Regions from separate parts of the Mus musculus genome. Here regions 1 and 3 are each linked to region 2. Evidence: chromatin loops called from intact Hi-C (ENCODE). Cell type or tissue: left cerebral cortex. All regions are shown on one strand. Links, peaks and the distances in the headings refer to the core of each region. The heading gives the core; the rest is flanking DNA.

The links. Peaks named below come from ENCODE experiments on the same cell type or tissue, not always from the same donor. Only the 100,000 strongest peaks of a DNase experiment are listed, where the experiment ranks them.
Region 1: it touches region 2 in a loop (2.2-fold over the local background); 4 of 42 quality-filtered maps call a loop at or near these places.
Region 3: a loop joins it to region 2, with 3 times the contacts of the local background. A loop is called at or near these places in 2 of 42 quality-filtered maps.

The regions. Positions count from the first base shown.
Region 1 is chr7:130,163,958-130,170,630 of GRCm38, reverse strand. Fgfr2 (fibroblast growth factor receptor 2) reads left to right here. Exons shown (of 18, transcript NM_010207.2): 16 at 755-892; 17 at 2,823-2,928; 18 at 6,508-6,673. The coding sequence ends at 6,672. Among named protein-coding and RNA genes, the nearest start is that of Gm39096, 72 kb to the right of the region's middle. In left cerebral cortex, for the core only: no CTCF peak of the experiment used is centred there; a DNase peak (open chromatin) is centred at 3,187.
Region 2 is chr7:129,650,236-129,656,908 of GRCm38, reverse strand. It overlaps Gm33122 (a long non-coding RNA gene), which reads left to right. Exons shown (of 5, transcript XR_869975.1): 2 at 2,747-3,060; 3 at 3,621-3,842; 4 at 5,353-6,213. It overlaps Gm51499 (a long non-coding RNA gene), which reads right to left and starts at 5,572. Exons shown (of 3, transcript XR_003946877.1): 1 at 5,141-5,572; 2 at 4,748-4,897; 3 at 3,801-4,286. In left cerebral cortex, for the core only: a CTCF peak has its summit at 3,019 (motif pointing left); DNase peaks (open chromatin) are centred at 1,869, 3,011 and 3,648.
Region 3 is chr7:130,515,357-130,522,029 of GRCm38, reverse strand. It overlaps Ate1 (arginyltransferase 1), which reads left to right and starts at 2,450. Exons shown (of 12, transcript NM_013799.3): 1 at 2,450-2,674; 2 at 5,862-5,925. The coding sequence starts at 2,569. It overlaps Gm4275, which reads right to left and starts at 2,439. Exons shown (of 4, transcript XR_869987.2): 1 at 2,185-2,439. In left cerebral cortex, for the core only: no CTCF peak of the experiment used is centred there; DNase peaks (open chromatin) are centred at 2,388, 2,852, 3,167, 3,586 and 1 more place; H3K4me3 peaks cover 2,448 bases; H3K27ac peaks cover 2,341 bases.

The DNA.
Region 1 (6,673 bases), core at 915-5,914, 510 kb before region 2:
GCTTGGTAGAAAACCAGGGACAGTGTCAGTGATGAAGCTGACCTTACAGAGTCGGTGTGCAGGACATACCTAACCTCTGAGTCTCTGCTTGATTGTATCATAGACTTAGTGCTCCAAACTCGGTTGGGGAAATCCAGATGTGGTTCTCTGTGAAATCAAGTACGGAGAGTGCCCTGAGAGCTCTTCTCACTCTCTGCTATCTGATGCTCTTTTCTTGGAGCATGCAATTCCTCTATGCTAATCCCAGCCCTGTGCTGGGTCCCTTCACATCACACCAAGTCGCAGCGTCTGCCCTGCGAGTGCTCCACCCGCCATCTAGGACAGGCATCCTCTCACAGAGTCATCTTTTCTGGCCTTATTCTGTCATCTGTAGATCCAGGTTCTTGTGTCAGCCACACAGCGAGATGGCTGATTTAGAGAGGAGAAGTCTGAAGTCAAGGAGTCAAGACCCTCCCACCTCCACCCCCACCCCCCCCACCGCATGACTATCACCACAGAAAAGACAAAGAACTTTAAGAGATGGCCGTGGGGCTCTTTGTCTATCTATGGAAAATTCCATCAGACCATCCACATGTCGTCCTCATTTAGGGAGGCTCCTTGGGGGTCAGGAAAGGGCATGTAGGATGGATTGCGGGAGGGCTCATTTATCTATGGATGTAAGAAGTGAGTGGGTGTTTATTTTTTTTAACTGACATGTTTAGGTTTCTGCAATCTGGACGCATTACTAATGCTATGTTTTCTCTTTTCTTTGCAGCTGGTCCTTCGGGGTGTTAATGTGGGAGATCTTTACTTTAGGGGGCTCACCCTACCCAGGGATTCCCGTGGAGGAACTTTTTAAGCTGCTCAAAGAGGGACACAGGATGGACAAGCCCACCAACTGCACCAATGAACTGTAAGGGCTGTAGCCACCCCTGCTGACAGTGCAGTGGGCTCATCCCATCTGTCCTCTCTCCAGACATGTCTTGGGTTCCTCAGGCTCCCATTTTCTAAGCATGCTAAGAAGAATGGCTGGAGTTGCCTGGGTTCAATCCCAGTACTGAGATAGATACTTACACAGACAACTGTGGCTTATCCAAAAGAATGAGCAGCATCCTGCCAAAGTGTGTGGAGTGGGCCTTAAATCTGGCTGCCATGGGAAGGGAAAGCCACACACTGACAGGAGTACTCCATAGGTCAGGCATGCTAGGATGCTTTGGGGCTGCCCCTGTAAAATAGACATGGTTGTTCACAGTGCTGGCAATCCCAAGTAGGAAATGGGCTCCTTCCAAAGCACCCTTAACCACGGATGATCGTCACGACAGCTAAGCACGGTGGCTCATACTATAATCCCAGCATTATGGAGGCTGGAGCAGGAAGGCAAAGTTGAGGCCAGCCTGGGCCACAAAATGAGACCCTTTTTTCGATAAAATAAAGTGAAAAAAAGTTAATTTTTTACAAAGTGATGGGGATGGGAAGGTAGCTTATTTGGTAAAGTGATTACCACACAAGCATAAGGACCTGAATTCATTCCTAACATCTACATCAAAAGCTGAGGGCAGTGGTGTACGCACCTGTAATCCCACAGACAGCAGAGGTAGAGCCAAGCATCCTTGGGGCTTGCTAGGCAAGCAGCCTAGCCTAAACCATCAAACTTCAAGTCTCAGCGAGGGACTCTGTTTCGAAGCATAAGATAGATGGTTTTTGAAGAACAGTATCCATGGTTGACCTCCAACTCCCAAATGCGCATGCAGGCCAGCATGTGTGTGCGCGCACACACACATACATACACACACACACACACACACACACACACACACACACACACACACGAGAGTGGGCAAGAACAAAAAATATGAAAAGAAAGTTGCCATTCCATCAACCACACTTCCTCAGATTGAATGGGTTGCTGTGTTTGCTTACCCATATTTGAGAGCTGGGAACTCCAAGTTTACCTGGATGCCATCATTGGGGTACCATTTCTGAGTATGAAAGTGTGGGCTGGTTTCTAGGAATGCCTCCCTCACACTGTAAGAGAAATTGTGTTGTGTTAATGACGCGTGCCTTGGGCAGTGAGGTGCTGCCCCCTCCTCTGGGGCAAACTAAGAAAGCGATTGTCCCTGAGACCGCCTTCTATTGTGTGTTTCTTCATGGGGATTTTAGAGCAGTAATCCCATGAGCGCTTTCTGGTGTACAGTGGAAGGCTAATGAATGGCCACTTTTTATAGCGTATTATATAAAGGCATTTATTGTGTGCCTCGTGTTCCTGTCGCTTTTTCTAACATAGAGGGTCTGTCGAAACTCATAATCAAGATAAGGCGGGAAGCTCGGACTGCCCCGAGAGTTGATCAGGAAGTTAGTGCAAAGCTCCTTGGTGGCAGATTAGTTGGCACAAACCTTCAAGTGGTAGTTTCTGATTTTTTTTTTTTTTTAAAAAAACTGAGGAACTTTTGTCAACAGACTTTTTAAAACAAAACCCAAAGTGTAGTTCAAGAGGGAGCATTTGGGGAAGGAGAAGGGAGGCAGGCTGTAAACCTGTCCCCTTCCACTCTCTAGAGGATTCTGAAAAGTATCCAATGCTGTGGTAGGTCACACTGTCACAGAGATAGAGGTGAAGCCTCTATCACACACACACACACACACACACACACACACACCTACCTCTGTCTGGGTACAGAGCCACCCTCCTATAACATTCTGTCTACAGAGAAGTTTCTGTAATGGTAGTGTTTGTGTAGTTACATTTTCTTATCTAGGGCTTGTCTCCATGCCACCTGTTAGAAGTAACCACATCTGTATGTCACATGCTTGGTGACACCAGTTGACCAGAGAAATCCTTTCTGCAGGTACATGATGATGAGGGATTGCTGGCATGCTGTACCCTCACAGAGACCCACATTCAAGCAGTTGGTCGAAGACTTGGATCGAATTCTGACTCTCACAACCAATGAGGTAAAAGCGTCCCTCCAGAAGCTCAGAGCCCCTGCTTAGCTCAGGAATTGCCTGTTTGTTGAATACAAGCTCCAGTGTTGGAGTTGGGAGCCCCCACCATTTTTAGGGTCAGGCAGAGTTAAACTGTGTGCTCCTTTTCAGTCAGGGTTTTTTTTTTTCCTTCTCAGAACGGAACTTTGAGAATTCTGACTCACAAGACTGGAGGCTGAGGCCCAGGGTGTCTGTGTAGGCAGAGGGAGAGGTGGAAATGTTTTGTGGTAGTGTTTTGGTATGCGTGGGAAGGTGCTGGCATGTAACATGCGCCCCGGATCCCATGTCCTGTTGGTTAGTGTGAATGCTGCTTGTGCTCAGCGGCTGACCAACTTGATGGAAGGCAGTGACATTCTGTCCTTTCCACATGTCACTTGCCTTATGTGATCCTGTCTGGGAAGGCATGTGGCTTGGATCTTTCTGTGTGGCATGTGTGTCATACATATCATGTGTGACTTACATTGTATAATTCTAAGTGACAGAATTTTTAAGTGACAGTTGGTGTCTGTAGTTAAAATATTGATCATAGGGGTGGGGTTGAGGGGTGGGGAGCTAGCTGCCAGCAGTGTGCTTACCACACAAACATGGGTTTGATACCCAGCACTCATACGGAAAGCCTGGTGTGGTGGGGTTTTCTTGTTATCCCAGCACTGGGGAGGCGGAGACTGGTGGACCCCTAGAACGCAATAGTCTGCTGACCTAGCCTAGAAGGAAAGCTTCAAGTCCCAAGAGAGCTCCTGTCTCATAAAACAAGGCTTCCGCATGCATGAACACCCAAATCCATATGAATACACACATAAAATATTTTATTTTCTCTATAATTTATGCCCACCAAAGATAGCATTTTCTGTTACTCTTTGCCTATATAAAGCCCTGTCTCTGGCTTCAACATAAATTGAACAATCTTTAGGGTTTTAGAAGGAATATTCTATGAGCAGTTAGGCCCACACAGTCCAGGGAAACTCTACATGAATTTTGAGATATTCTCTGAACCAAACAATATTTCCTCCCAAAGAAAAGGTAGATGCAGCTGTTTTCACACCAATAAAGAAAAGGTTTTGAATCTCCCAGATCCTTAAAAGGAAAAGAAAGAATACAGCTGATTTCTGATTTAAAAAACAAATAGATCGCATAAAAAGACAAAGAAAACCGGCCCAATGTAGAGATATAAAGCTTTAACGTGGCAGCCCTTTCTTGTGCTCTTGGCTGTGGCTTGTACTGGATAAAGGGAGAGCTTGCATTTAAATGAACACAGCTGACCTTCAGAAGTTGAAAGGAAAGGAATAGTTCAAGGGGGGGAGGGAAAAAAAAGCCAACTTTCTTCTCCTGCCAAAACTGTTGTTTCTAGCCTAAGTTCCTTTAACCCTAGGCTTGGAATCCAGTGATACTTGCCCCCCACCCCCAGTCAGATCTGAAGGTTACAGCTTCATTTAGAAACTAGAAGGGCATTAGGCTTTCATTTAATGATCCCAGGTCCGTACTCAAAGTTACGTATTGATATATTTATGCTTAAAGGGGGACCCATTCCTACTGAACTTTATATGCTTTTTCTAAAATAAGAAAGCAGAATGCCATATTGTCTAACGGATATAAAAATCGAAGTTTCTTTCCTTCTTAAAATCATTACCACATGCTTAAGAAAAATGGTTCTATTTAGGACAAAATTTCATTTTTATCATTGTAAGCAAAAAGTCCTCTTTTGATGTGGTGGGTGTGTTTGTTTCTGGTTGTACAGTTAATGCTGATGTTGTTGGAGCCGATACATCCCCCTTCTTGGATGGCGACTCTTTCTCTTGCCAACCCTAGTGATGAATTATAGTGGGTTTTTGTCTTTTAAACCCTATGATCGCCAACATTCCATGGGCTCTCTGCTGATAATGCTGAGGCTGTTTGTGCTGTAGTCTGCGCTTTTTGCCCCCTCTCAGAAAAACTGTATGTCATAGGAGTTGCTGGCTATTGGGTACATAAGCAAAGCCACCCTATTGTGCCAGTGCCTTAGACAGTGAGACAAGAAAGGCCCCTGGTTAGAAATCTTATCAGGACTGGGAATGTAACTCAGTTGATAAGAGTGCTTGCTTAGCGTGCACACAGCCCTGGGTTCAACCGCCTAGTACTACAGAAACTGAGTGTGGCTTCACACACCTGTAATCCCAGCACTTGGAGAGATAGATGCAGGAGGATTAGAAGTTCAAGGTTATCTTTAGTCACATAGTATTGGTAGCCAGCCAGCCTGGAATACTTGAGATACTTACAGGAAGGAAGGAAGGAAGGAAAGAAGGAGGGAGAGAGGACAGGAGGAAGGAGATAGATATACACAGAAAGAGACAGAGAAACAGAGATTCAGGAGACACAAAGACATACGGAGACACAGTGAGAGAAACAGAAAGACACAGAGAGAGACAGAGAGACATAAAGAGAAATCCCTTCTAGTTTTGTCCAGGGTCAGTTAGTAAGTACTTTCTGTAAGGCCCAAAGAGTAAACATTTTCAGCTTCAAGGCCATATGGTCTCTGTCGAAGCTGCCATTCTAGCATGAAAGCAGCCACAGCTCTATGTAAATAAAGAGGGTCTGTGTTCCACTAAACTTTATGGACTCTGAAACTGGGAAATTTATATAATTTCATATAAATTTATATCATTTCATGTCATTGGCTGCCAAAAGATATGACTCAATTTGATTTTTCTACTAGCCATGTACAAATGTTGAGAAGTCGCCTTAGTTCATGGACCAAACAGAAACACACATGGGTTTGAGCCTTGTCCTGAGCTGGAGGAAGAGAGTGACCCAAAGGGACCTTGGTAGCAGCCAGGGATGTGTTGGGGAGCAGAGAAACTTTTATGAACTTCAGTTTCAGTACTGAAACTTCCCTTTCCCTAGACTTCCTTTGACAGCCCATTACGGGCTTAACATCCATGAGGGTAGCCACACCTTTCCCTAACCCGTTTCTGTTGCTTACTCTGGAGCTCCTGAGGGTAATGGATTATATCTGTTAAACTGTGCAACAAACGGAGATGACTTCTCCCCTAAATGATCCTAGAAATGACAACTGTAGAATGTGATTCCGAAAATACATATTCATGTCCTGGCTTTGTAAAGGGTCCTGCTGGGTTTACTTCACTGGGTCTTAAACTCCGATTGTGAGCCGTAGTGAAGAGGGCTGTATATAGTGGGTCACCGAGGTCCTGTAGCAGAGTGGGCAAGCTCACTGCCTGCTACCAGCAGTTCACTATGTTTTATGGTCTGCTGCCTGCTGGTGGTTTATAGATGCTGTGTCGTAAGAGAAAAGTTCAGGGTAGCCTGGAGTGAATGGAGTTGGGGTATCAGGGAGGTCTTTGTACACTGGGGTGAGCTAGGCCTCTGGAAAGCTTCCTGGGGGTTCCCCGTCCCTTCCCAAATCTGATAGAGATTTTTCAGGAGCTTCTGTTTAAAATGAGATTCTTCTCTTCCCTTCTTGCAGGAATACTTGGACCTCAGTCAGCCTCTCGAACCGTATTCACCTTGTTATCCTGACCCAAGGTGAAATAAAACGTCTCTCTTCCCTTCTTGCAGGAATACTTGGATCTCACCCAGCCTCTCGAACAGTATTCTCCTAGTTACCCCGACACAAGGAGCTCTTGTTCTTCAGGGGACGATTCTGTGTTTTCTCCAGACCCCATGCCTTATGAACCCTGTCTGCCTCAGTATCCACACATAAACGGCAGTGTTAAAACATGAG
Region 2 (6,673 bases), core at 987-5,986:
TGGGGAAAACTGGGGATTATCTCTGATTTCTCCCACATGGCTGGTTCTCCTATCACTTATTGGCTAATCTCCTTTTCTCCGTGGATCTTTACCACATAGTAACCTCTTATCTCCATCATCTCTGTGCCTGAGACATTCGGGTCTATTGGCCCATCTGTTTGTGGTTTCTTTTGGCATCGACACTTTACGATACACTGCCTCCCACGCCCCCATGATAGAATACTTTAAAAATACTCTCTCAAAAAATATTCTGGGATGGATCAAGCTACCAGACATTTCTTAAAAGAAACATTGCAGGCTACTACAGGCCTGCTCTGTACATAATTCTCATTGACCCGAGGCAGCCAGCCGGCTTGTCTTACCATGATAATGGAGCTACAGAGCACCTCCCAGAAACTCTTGCTTCAATGTCTGCCTCTGCTCGTCCCGGCCTGGTGCTTTGCAGTGGAGGATGCAGTAAGAGCAGAGTGAGGGAAGAGACCCAGCCTTGCAAGACCAGCTTGGCTCAAAAATTAATCTGTGCAGGCACTCTCCTTTTAGAAAGTGGATCCTTGGGTACTAACCTGAAAGGGCCGGTTCTCATCTAATCATCTCCACTGTGCCCAGGCAGGTGAATGTCCCTAAATGAGACTACTAGCTGCTCATTAAGGACCTGTCAGCGTGCTGAGGAATGGGTTCCCCTCACTGCTCTCTCAGGAGCTATCTTGATTGGGCTGCTGGCACACCATCTGCAAAGTGAAGCTTCCATCCTGGGCATCTTTCTAGCTCCAGGTCAGGTTGCAGGCGGCTCCATCCAAATCCCCCAAACCCTCTGCTTCCCCTCCACGTGAGTTTGTCAGAGCTCTTCCATAGCACCGTACCCAGACACCTCCGCGTTTGCCGAGCTTCCTCGCTTTGTGTAACGCTCCTTTCAAGATGGGGATAAAAGGGTCCCCAAAGCATGAAGCAGATTAAAAGCAATGTCTGTACAAGGCAAGAAGAAAGTTGGGGATTTCTTTTCTGCCTTCCTCTCATTAGTTTAACTTCGACTGATTTAAACATTTGCTCCATGTTCCCTGGAAACTGGAAAGTTTGCTTTGGAATGCTGTTGCTGGGGGTAACGCTGCGGAGTGTCTGAGGCAAGAAACATGGCTGCTGAGGTACAGGACTGACGTCACACTGGTGAGAGGACTCACAAACCCTAGGAGAGAGGGAGTAATTCTACATTGTTTCCGGCTCCCCCAAATTCAGCTTGCTTCGACTAGAGGGTGGCTCAGAAAGTTCCCTCCTGGAAGCCCAGGGAATATTCCTCCACAGTCTATTATTTTCTGACCTGGAACGAATGGGCAGCAACAACAAACTTCCTAGGTCAGCCCTGGAAATGTTATGTGGATGGCAACTCGTGGTTCTTTCTTCTAGCACGGAGAAATGAACAAATGAATAAATAAATAAATCTACCAGATTATGCCACAGAGTACAGTGACACCCCCCCCCCCCAATGTCCTCCTCTCTTACTCAAATAGCAACAACCATTTCTGCAGTCTCTGTGGGTGCAGGTGCATTTTGGAATAGCTCAGGTAAGACTACACAGCCTCCTTGGTCCTCATTAGAAATTCGAATTGATAGCATTAATTGGCATTTTTCAAACACTAAGCGCCCAGCTTGAAGTCTACAAATAAAAGCGGGGCCCAGATGCTGGGATTTCATCGCCCTCATTTAACACTTCGTAAGCAGTTCATTAAGCCGATAACACTTTAAACAGTAACACTGGCGCCTTCGGAGTCCCTCAGCCTGCGATTGTCCCCAGACACCCAGGGAATTCTGCCCGGATTGGGAACCGCAAGAATCTACTTTCACTATGAGTCTCTTAATTGTGGGCACCCTGGCCTGCGGCCAGCTTACAGAAGCCTGCCTGAGGCCTTCACATCCCAGTGGCCAGGGGTCCTGGCCCAGGTAAGGCTAGGAACCACATGCACCAGAGACATAACATGGACCAGACTGAGGATGCAGCCTGGAGATGGGCTGGGGAGTGAAGGGGTGGGGCTACCCCTGTGCTCTCAGCAAGCAGGGAGCATGGCCAACTGAGTGACTTCAGCTTGAATCCAGGACTTGCTTTTCCAGGTCATTTTTAAGGGAATTAAGGGTGAATGTTCACCACCCTCTAAGGATGTCTCTCTCTGCTAAGGTTTTACCTAGAACTTGAAGACTCTGGCAGAGCATAGGACCACTGCCATAATCCTCTGAGACCTGGGGCAGAGACACAATTAGAGCAGCAGGAGGTGGTGGCTCGGGTGCTAAACTGCCCACTCCGTCCGTTCCTCTACAGGATAAACAGTACAAGGGTTGACCTTCATTTGGTCTTTTGTGTAGTGCCAGACTGGGCACAGCATTGTAGATGTTCATTCCATAACGATCCTATGAACAAAGGAACGGGGGTGGGTGGGATGAACATTGTCCTTTCTGGGTGACAGACAGTGAGGCTAGCATTGTGGAAATCAATACCACAGACAATGACTGGCCTGGAGCTTTTGGCGAGCACATGCCAGCTAAGGTGTTCTTGGTCCACAGAAGCACTGGCTCCTTCAAACCTGTGGGCTGCACGGGGAGAAAAAAAAATGATGTCAGCAAGACATAGCTGAATTAGAACTTGAATCCATCTGGTGGTCATGACCTGGCTCACGGCCCCTATGCTAAGCCCCAATAAGAGGAAATGAGAGGTGTGTGGATGTCCAGTGCCAAAGTGGGTAATCCTGTGGTTTGTCCCTAGGGCATCAAGAACGCAGTGCTGTCTAACCTGTCTGGAGATGATGAGTAACTGATAGGTAACTGATGGATAACTGACCAGCTACTGATTAACCACAGTGGGGCTGCAGTGAGGTCGGAGACCGTGACCCCTGTGGCCACAGAGATGGAAACTAAACCCCATCCCACGAAAAGCCTGAAGTCTAAAGCCATGTTCCCAGAGATTCAGCTCAGCCAGGCACTAAGAGGATGGTCAGCCTGGTCCACAGCGCCATCTCGTGGCAAGAACGGGCATCGCAGAAGGGCCGCGCCCTCTGATCTTCCCAGAGGACCAACCAGGTGAGCCTGGGATTATGGAGGCATTTTCTTGAGAACATCCCCCATCCCCCAGTGTGATGCTCGGGGAGTTGGAGGCCTGGGTGGCTGTATCAGTTAAGGAAATGGGCCAATTAGATACTGCTTTGATTAGGCCTGGGCTCTGGGGCTGGACGGGGCTTTTCTCCGATGCACCTGAATTGTAAGGGTGTCCAGAATCTGCTGCTTCTTCAAAGACACATGGTTTCCTGACACAGAACAAAGACAGGCTCAGACACTGGCTTCCATTCATTTATTCTGTCAGTAAAATGTGCTGAACACCTACTGTGCATCAATCAGGTCAGGAGGTGTGCATTGAAGCCGGGAAAGAGAACATGAGAGAAGCTTGCAGTTAGATGACGCCCCCTCCCCCTCCCCCTCCCCCTCCCCCTCGGCAATCTGGAGAAGCCCCGAGTTACTCAGAGTGTTTGCAAAAAAAAGCATTTTAAAGACAGGAGGAATGCAAAGCACACCCACACGGCACTCAGCACAGTTTTCAAAATGTTTTAAAATTGTGAGATAATCCTATATATGTTCTTTTTTAGACTGTGAGTTAACGAGATCTGAAGACTGGGCCTGTCAACTACAGTCGTCTCAAAATAGTGATGAGTCCAGATGATATTTTGAGATAAGTGCCTCAATTGTAACATGCCATGAAAGTAGCTGTGATTTCTGTTGGAGGAAAGAAAACATCTCAGGCGATGCTAATACTCCAGGGCACTCTGCCTAGATTTGTAATTGAATCAACTGCTAAACTGCAGCGAGAGGTGAGTAAAAATAATGACGTCATGTTTCTCTGTTCAAGTTCACAGACTCCCCTCCCCTGGTCTTCTGTCTCAGCAGATTTTCTTGGTTAAGAAGCCAGGTGAATGGGCATGGTGGCACAGGCTTGGGATGCCAGTCATGGGGAGGCCGAGGCAGGAGGATTACAGGATTAGACAATCTAGTGACTCTGTCACAAAATTAATGTACAAAGGGGACTCAGGATGTATCTCAGTGATAGACAGCCCTGGAATCAATTCCCAGAACGGCATAGGATGGGTGGGGGGGGGTGGGGGAGGAGAAGGCCTCGGTACCACCTTTACCTGGCAAATGAGTAGACAGGCACGCAAGGTGAGGTGGTGCTGAGTGCTTGAGGGACATCAAATTGCACACTGACAATGACACCAACAGGGAGGGCTTGTATGGCTGAATTTGACTTTAAGAAGTCCCTACAGAGGTGCAACATGGTCACCTAGGGAGCCCCATCCGGCATAAGAGCCCTACATTCTTTCTGTAAGTCTGAGTCCTGAGTTAAGGTCCCCAAACTCACACTGTGACCAGTATCCCCAGCCAGGGAAGCCTGGGTCAGTGTGACATCCCTACTTGGATCTTTAAAGGTGTATGTTGCAGCTTTACCACCCAAATTTTCCAGGGCTATTTTGAGGGCAATTCAGTGAAGTAAGGAGCCATGTTCTTTATATCATTGAATTCTGTGCCCCCTGAAATTTAACCCTGCCTAAAGGCCAGTGCCTAGCTCCATGTGGTGACCAGGCTCCTTCCAGTATGAAACGCCCCTTACCTCCACGCTCCCTGACCAGCTTTCCTATCAGCCATGATCTACAGGGCCCCTCTAAGTCAGAAAGGCTCCTCTCTCTTTCCTCTTGTCTCCTCCCTGGAGATCCAGCCTCACCATGATGCCGCGCAGATATATGCAATACAGCAGTCCATGATGGGCTGGCTGGTGTGAGCAGGGAGCAAGGAGAGGCCTTTGTAGCTGGATAGGAACCGGTGTGACAAGCTTGCAGGATGATGTCAGGGCTGGCACCAGCAGAGAACAACTCTGTTGACAAGAAGATTAATTAGACAAACGCAGTGCCAGTCAGACTCTGCCGCCATCAGAGGTCAGCTCCACTCAGGCCCCTGCTAGAGACTCTTTTTTTTTTTTTCCTCCCCCGTCTTTTTAAAAGAAAACTTAATCTCCTAACAAGACAGCCCCAAAACAATTCATGGCGTGCCAGCTGAGCAAGTACATACAAGCATGCTCTGCAGAGGTTCCAGGAACCCACCAGGGCCTCCCTTCTACCTGTCCAGACAGATGCTGCTCCAGGAAGAATGCTGGCGTCCACACTGGTCCTTCCTCATCAGAGACACTGCTCTGGGTGGGCTGTCGATGCCTTTCCTAGGGGCTTCTCTTTTTATAGGCGGGGGTGGGCAGCCCTCCATGCCAGTCTCTGAGCTTCGATGTCCCCCCACCCCACTGACCCCTTCCTCTCAAATCCTCTCTTTCTTCAACAGGTGCCTGCCCCGATGGGAAGAGAGTGCGAGAGTGGCCTCTCTTATTATTCCACAGGCATTTCTTGAGCATGTTATATCCTAGCAGCCCTGAGGATAAACAGGTGATCTTAGCATCACCTCAGAGGTGAGAGTGAGCCTGAGAGGGGCTTCTGTCTAGGAGGGGAGGCACTGAGAGCAGTCAACTAAAAGCACAGTGATGTTCATGCGCGTCTGTGGGAAAGGATCCAAGAAAGGATGGTAGGAGAAGGAACCTGGAGGGGGCAGCCATTTTGGAAAAGATGACTCCAAAGGAGGAAGTAGGGTTGAGGCCTGAGGAATTCTGGGAAACTGCCTGGGAAAGCTGCCTCAGTGCCACAGTGTCAGGGGCAGGAGTGGGACGGTGCCAAGAGGAAGTGCTTTGTAAATATCTGTCCATTGCAAGAATAAAAGATTATTTCTAAATTGTGTCTCTCACACATAGCCCAACAGTGGAAGTTACCCATGGGAGTGAGGGTGGCTAAATTGTAGATTCTTGCCTCTACTGATTCTAAAGGGTGGCATTGTGCCCAGAAAATGCCATGTGAGCAGATTTCCTATCCTCCCGACACCCCCTCCCCTTTTATAATGGGTTCCCTCTCATGCCCCATCTCCAAAGCAGGCCACTGGGCCCCAGACTGCTTCTGTCTGTCTGGAGAGAGGCCAAAATCGGAGCAACTGAGTGACTGGTGAGCAACCCTGCCCACCCTCCACCCCTTCTAGGTATCTGCCAAGGCCCAGGGCCTTACCGTCCCTGAACGCTCTGTGCCCTCAGTGAAAGAATGGAGCGTCAGCCTGCAGGAATCAGTTGCAGACCCACACCCCTGTGTTCCAGGCTGGTCACAGGTATGAGTCCCAGCTGGATGACAGTACTTACACCTGTGCTAAACAGAGTCTTTGGGGCCTGTAGGATCCTGCAGGGGTCACAGCCATCAATGCAGTTACTAGATCTTAGGACTGGGGGAGTCGGCAGAGCTGCTGAGAGTGGTAGACAATATGCTGCGGCCTTGACTGTCTGTGGGGGTCCGTAGATGGGGATATGCTCTTGGATCTGGAGCCTCCATGGGCGCCCATGTAACCTTAGGTCTGTGTGCCTCTCCCCGGATCTCTTTGATGTCCAGCAGGTGACAGCCTCATCTAAAGTGTGATGGTGGTGACAGGCAGGAGGCCGCCCACTGCTGTGGTACATGGGGAAGCAACTTAAGGAAGGAAAGGACAGGATTGTTTCTGACACACGGTTTAAGGGGACACAGTCCTTTGTGTCTGGGAAGCATGCAGCGGGGTGTGAAAGGTGTCCCATTGTCAC
Region 3 (6,673 bases), core at 1,042-6,041, 870 kb before region 2:
TGGTGGCTCACAACCATCTGTAATGATATCTGACAGCCTCTCTGGTGTGTCTGAAGACAGCTACAGTGTACTTAGACATAATAAATAAATCTTTTAAAAAAAAGTGAAATTATTTCTGCTGTGTGGGATGGGGAGCTATTGTTCAAGAAAAGGTCAAAAGCCTTTCTGCGTACCTTCTATGTAGAGCAGGGCCTTCTGCCCTCTTTGGGTCAATCCATTGATCCTTGGTATGAAACATGAAGCAGATGAAGTGTTCCATAAAACTATGGGCACTGAGCTGCAACAAGTTCTAATTTTACACTTCTGTATTACATGGTCACCTGCTAGGTTCTTAAACAACTGTATGAACAACGTTGGTCACCAGGCCCTGAATTCATTATTAAACTTAACTAGATGCATCTTTAGCACGGAAAACCTTAGGGTCAAAACCGTTGAAATTTCCTTTAAAAGTTTATACATTTAGCCATGTACAGTGGTGCACACCCGGGATTCCAGCACAGTGGAGCCTGGGGGGCGGGGGGGGGGGAGGTCCAGAGTTCTAGGTCATCTAGGTTCATTAACAGTTGAAAAATAAGTTTGTTCACCGGCAGGAGAGGTGGTGGCTCAGTGGTTAAGAGCACTTGATGATCTTGCAGAAGACACAGAGTTTGGTTCCCAGCATCATATTTGATGTTGAAAGACCCACAAAGTGAGGACTCCCCCACGTTCTGACTCAGGAGAGGCGACACCCCAAATCACTCACAAGAAACGGCCTTGATGCAAACCGCAAGAGGACTTTTTATTCCAGGCGTGCTCTGGGGCCCAGTACACCACGCAGGGGTAGAGGACCACGGACCACGAGTGCAGAATTGGGACAGCTTTTATGGGGTTACAACAAAGCCTGCGTTTCGCAAACCAATCATTTCATAGCATCAAGACCCCACGCAGTTCTTTCAGTGTGTAATCTTTCCTTCCATTGTGCAAGCACTTTACAGTTGCTAGATAAGCAGTTAGTCAGCTCCTCTCCTCCTGTTATCTTACTAGGCCAGGATCACGTATTCAAGGGTCTGTCTTAATGCTCTTTCACCTAGTTCCATACAGGAAGCGGGCCCTGGAACAGCACGGAAGTGTGACCTTTTACCTGTATACTGGCAGGGAGCAGGGTCTGGAATTTGTGGTATTTAGGGCTTCTTAGGAGGCTGGAGTTGAGGCTGTATTTTTCCATCCTTTCAATCTTACATGAGTGGCTCAGAATTGTCTGCCCGTCAAGGTTTCAGGGTCTACAATGCCTTCTGGATGCCTCCAGCATTGGATGAAGGTTGTACACATATCTACTTGCAGGCTAAACACCCACAAACATAATTAAAAAAAAAAGTTTCCTGATTGCACTTTCTAGACACTGCAAAAAGGAATTCACCATATTGTCGACTATGGAAATTATGCCAGACAGACTTAAACATCTGTGTACGCAGAGGAGAAAGCTAAGGAATATTATCTTGGTAGGAGCATGCCTTTATTTTTACACTTTGCCTCACAACCTCATTCCCTAAAACACGTTCTTTGCAAATTGGAGACCCATGGAGTGAATTCAGATTATGTAAATGTTCAGCCTGAAGAGTTAAAAATTCTTTTTGAGTGATATTTAAAACTCCCTTTAAAAGAGGAAAGTGTCGCTTCGTCATTGGACATTCCGCTCTAGCAGAGTTGTTTGGATTCTAGATCCCTCTCTATCAAGCCAGCTCCGGCTCCTCGTTCCTCACAGGTGGTCAGGCGCAGAACTCGAGGTTAACCTTCAACTACAGAGCGCAAATGACCGGGTGAATCCCAACCTGGAGCCTCAGTTTCCCTATCTGTAAAGCGGGCTGAGAGATCGCGTCAGTGACAAGGACTGCTGTTGACTGGACAAGTAACCTGCTGGCCACTAAACACTGGGTTCCGAGACGCACCCCTGCAACCCAGGCTGGCGGCCAGTGGCCTGACCGGGGATCGGCGGAGAGCCGCGAACCCGGCAACCCCCGCGCTCTCGGCCCTTCCCCGAGGTTCCCCGCGCTGAGAGGCGTGGCCGCTCCTCAAGCCCACAGCGGCGGCCATGGCCTCGGTGGTGGAATACAAGGGCCTGAAGGCCGGCTACTACTGCGGCTACTGCGAGTCCAGGGAGGGCAAGACGTCGTGTGGTGAGTGTCCCGCCGTCCAGGTCGCCTTTACCGGCTTCAGCCAGGCTCTCGCTACGTCCTGGCAGGCCTGCCGCGCGGGTTGAGGCCGTTGGTCACCCGACTCCAGCTTCCCGGTCCCATTGGTCTCTCCTCAGCCGGCTTCCTTTCCATCCCGGTCTTCCCGCCCTCGCCCTCCCTAGGGGGTAGCCGCCCCTCACAGAGGAGGAACGGAACTAGCGGACGGCTGCCCGCAGTCAACATGGCGCGGGCGGCGTCAGTGACGTAGGGCGTCCGGTCCTTCCAGCCCGGGAGCACTCGAGTGGCTTCGCGCGATCTTCGGAGGCGCGCGCGTTGCATTGTGGGGTGGTGGAGGCGAAGGCGGCGGTAGCGGCGGCTGCGTAGGACTGGGTGGCGCAGCGGCGGCGGGGTCGCGGACATGGCTTCTTGGAGCGCGCCTTCACCTAGCCTTGTAGAGTATTTTGAGGGCCAGACCTCCTTCCAGTGTGGCTACTGCAAGAACAAGTTGGGCAGTCGCTCCTATGGTGAGCGAGCTCGGCCGGCGGGCGTGTGCTTCGGGCTCTGTGAGGGTCTTGGGTGGCCGCAGCCTGGGGGAGCGTCGTGAAGAGCCGGGTGTCCTCCACCCTTGCTCCCTCAGCGGCTGCTCTGGGAGACGGGAAGGGAGATGGGGAGGCTCCTGGGAGCTGACGGCCGCCCTGCATCCATCCCCGCGGCAGCCGAGGCCCCCTGCTGCATGTGTAGAGGGGCGTGTGCGTGCACACCTGTTCGCTGTCATTTTGGAGAAAGTGTCTGGGAGAACGTACTGGAAACCGAGATCGGCTTGATATTTTGATAAAATACCTGCTCGACTTTTTTTTTAAATCAGGGATTTATACCATGTCATTGTGCCAATCCATCTTGAAGACCGTAATAACGGTGTTCCTTCAGGCTTTAGGTTTCTTTTCTTTTTATTTTATTTTATTTTTCTGGCTTTTCGAGACAAACGTTTTCTGTGTAGCTCTGGCTGTCCTGGAATCCACTCTGTAGACCAGGCTGGCCTGGAATTCAGAGATCCGCCTGCCCCTGCCTCCCGAGGGTCTGGGATCAAAGGTGTGCATCACCACCGGGCTAGGATTCAGGTTTCTTACGGAAGATTTGTTTGTAAGCCGAATATGTACTTATTGTCTGCCGTGTCATGATCGGCAAATACAGAATCTAGGATGGATGGTTTAGAATAATCCTGCAGGTGGAAGCAAGGTAACTTGACTATAAATTTAGGTTAGAGATTTACCCGTTTTGAAAGACAGTTTAGTGGTTTGGCTGTGCACGGGATTTTGGTTTATGGATGCATTAAAAGTGTTTATTAGGAGAAAGTGTATTATTAGGTGAACCGCGGCCTTGGGTAGACAGTTATACAATCGTTAGATGCACGGATTACGAAGACCAGTTAAGTGAAAAAAACGCTTGGAGCATAGGGTTAAATAAACAGGATGCAGATGACAGCCGAGTACACGTGACAGCTGAGAGGAATACGGTCCAATAAAGCCCAAATAAGGCCAAGAAAGCACATCAAATGACAGTGGCTCACTTTGAGTGATAGAGATACTATTCTTTTTCAGAATTTTTATATTCTGACTATAATATTTGCCAGTATTATGTGACTGAAACATATTTTAATAGGGAGGACCTTACTACCCCTACCCCTAGTAATTTCGTATTAGAGAAAATTGGACAATATAAATATTTTGTGCTTCAAGATTTGTTGAAGAACAGTTTTATCATCTAGAAAGATAACTATAAATTCCCAGCATTTCAGTTTTCGTCTTTCCTGTAAGGCACTCTTCTGTTGGGTGACTGTTGTAGGAACTCTTGTTATATCTGAGTGGCCTCAGAACTACAGAGGATTCCTTTGAGGCTCAGAATAACTTGTTGGTGTCAGCGAGTGACTAGTCACTAGTTTTGCTTTGGATTGCTGTGATAACCACCATGATCAAGTGCAGTTTGGGGAGGAAAGGGCTTATTTCGTCTTAGAGCTTTCGCTCCATTGAGAAGTCAGGGCAAGAAGTGGAGGCAGGAAGGAACCTTGGGGCAGGAACTGAAATGAAGGTTATAGAACTGGTATGCTAACATTTTTACTGGAACTTGACACCATTTCTCCCCTCCTCGCTTGCCACTCTATAAAGCATGTTTCTATATATAGCTGGTACAATTTCTTCAGGAAGAAAAAAACTCGTCGTTTTAAGTTTTAGTTCAGGTATGTCCTTTACATGTTAATCCCCATCATTTTTGTCCCCTCGTCCACAGTGTCATAGTTATTTCACTGAATTGATAATTTCAGAGGCTCTGTCATCATCATCTTGTTCCCTTGGGATGCCAGTTACTGTCAGTTCATTTATTTTGAATGAGTATGTCTGTATATGTTTGTCCTATTTTTAAGGGTCAAGCCTGTGCTATATATATTATGCATAGCAAGTAGTAGAACTAACATACCTTTGTGCTGGTCAGCTTGACACAAGCTAGAGTTACCTGGAAAGTGGAAACCTCAACTGAGAAACTGCCGCTCTCCCATGGCCTGTAGTTAAGTCTTTTGTGACATATTTTGATTAGTGATTAATATAGGAGGGCCCAGCTCTGGGCATGGGGTACTGGGATGTACAAGAAACCAGTTCTAGCAAGCCAAGAAGAGCTAGTCAGTAGTCAGTGTTCTTCCCCGACCTCTGCTTCACTTCCTGCCTTTAGATCCCTGCCCTGAGGTATTTGCTTCCAGGGCCCTGACTCCAGTTTCTGCTCTGACTTCCTTCTATGATGCCTTGTGAGCTGTAAGAGGAAATAAACCCTTTCACCCCGAAACCATATTTGATTATAGTGTTTCTTGCATAGCAATAGAAGGTAAACTAATTAATGGCAACTCTCAAATAGGTGAGACCAGTGTGTTAACTCACTGGAGGTTCTCTGAAAGTTTGTGTGAAGTCTACAATTCCAGTGAGAATTGAGATGATTTATTAATTTTTAATTAAATGGAGTAGGAGTCACTTTTGATATATTTGATTCTTTAGATTAGATTTCTTTTTTTTTTGTTCCTGTTTTGAGAATGGGTCTCTTATATAGCCCTGACTTGCCTGGACTCCTAGAGTCACTTTGTAGCCAAGGCTGGCCTTGAACTCATAGAGATGTTCCTGCCTCTGCCTCTTGAGTGCTGAGATCAAAGGTGTGTGCCACCACACCTGACTTAATACCCCCTCCCCCCCAAACACACAGGATCTTATGTTACTCAGGTTGGTTTCAAATTTATTATATAGCTGAGGTTGGTCTTAAACCCTGACTCCTGACTCCTGACTCCACCATCTGACTCCACATGCATTTACCTCCTAAATTCTAGGATTACAGGTTTGTGTCACCACTCCTACCTTAGAATTAATATAACTTATTTTTTGTTTGTGTTGTACGTATTATGTTAGGTGTAAAGTAAATGCAGACTTTTTTTTACTCCAATTTGAATGTTCTAGAACTTTAGTCTAAATTTGCCATTTTTATTTTTAATTTATTTTTTACACAGGGTCTAACTAGGTAGCCCAGTCTGGCCTGGGATGCCCAGAGATCCACCTGTCTCTGCCTTTGCAGTTTTACCACACCTCCTCTAACTTACCTGTTTTTTCTTGTAAAGAACACTTAAGGGTTTTAACAAGAAGACAATAGGGTGTGCTGGAGCTAACATGGTACTTACTTTTTCAGGCATGTGGGCACATTCCATGACAGTGCAGGATTATCAGGATCTTATAGACCGAGGATGGAGAAGGTAAGGTTCTTTAACACAGATGCGTTTTGTTATTGCTTAGTTGCTTCTTATAGCTGCATAGTGAGAATTGCCCTCAGGATATTCTTTTACGGAGCTGTTTATTATGTTCTTTTGTGTAGTGTAGTTTTTTGTTCTTAGAAATTTATTGGCAAAGTTAAAAATTATGCATAAAGTAAAATATATTACATACCTTGTATGCTTATTACTAACCTTTGACAGTTTCTGGAATTATTCTATTTTTTCACTGATTCTCTATGTTTTCCCTCCTCTCCAAAGCATTTGACAGTAGATTACATGTTAATTATTATTGCAGAAAGCATATTGCAACATACATATCTGAGAAGAAATAGTTTCCCTTTTAACTTATCTACCATGCCTTTATCATCTTATAAAATTAACACTATCTGTTGCTGAATGTGGTGTCCCAGGCCAGTAATCCCAGCACTAGGGAGCAGAGGTGGGTGGATCTCTGTGAGTTTGAGAATAGCTTGGTCTACACAGTGAGCTTCAGGCCAGCCAGGGCTACTTGATGAGGCCCTGTCTCAAAAACAAAAAAGAAAAATTAATATAAATTTTTGATGGTACTTGGCATTCATTAAAAAAATTGTTTTAAAATATTTTTATTATATGTGTGTGTGTACGTATATGAGAAGGGGTAGAGTGAGTGAGTATGGGGGGAGAGTGTGTGAGAATGAGAGAGAGAGAGAGAGAGAGAGAACACGCTCGAGTGCTCGAGCACTCTTGTGCA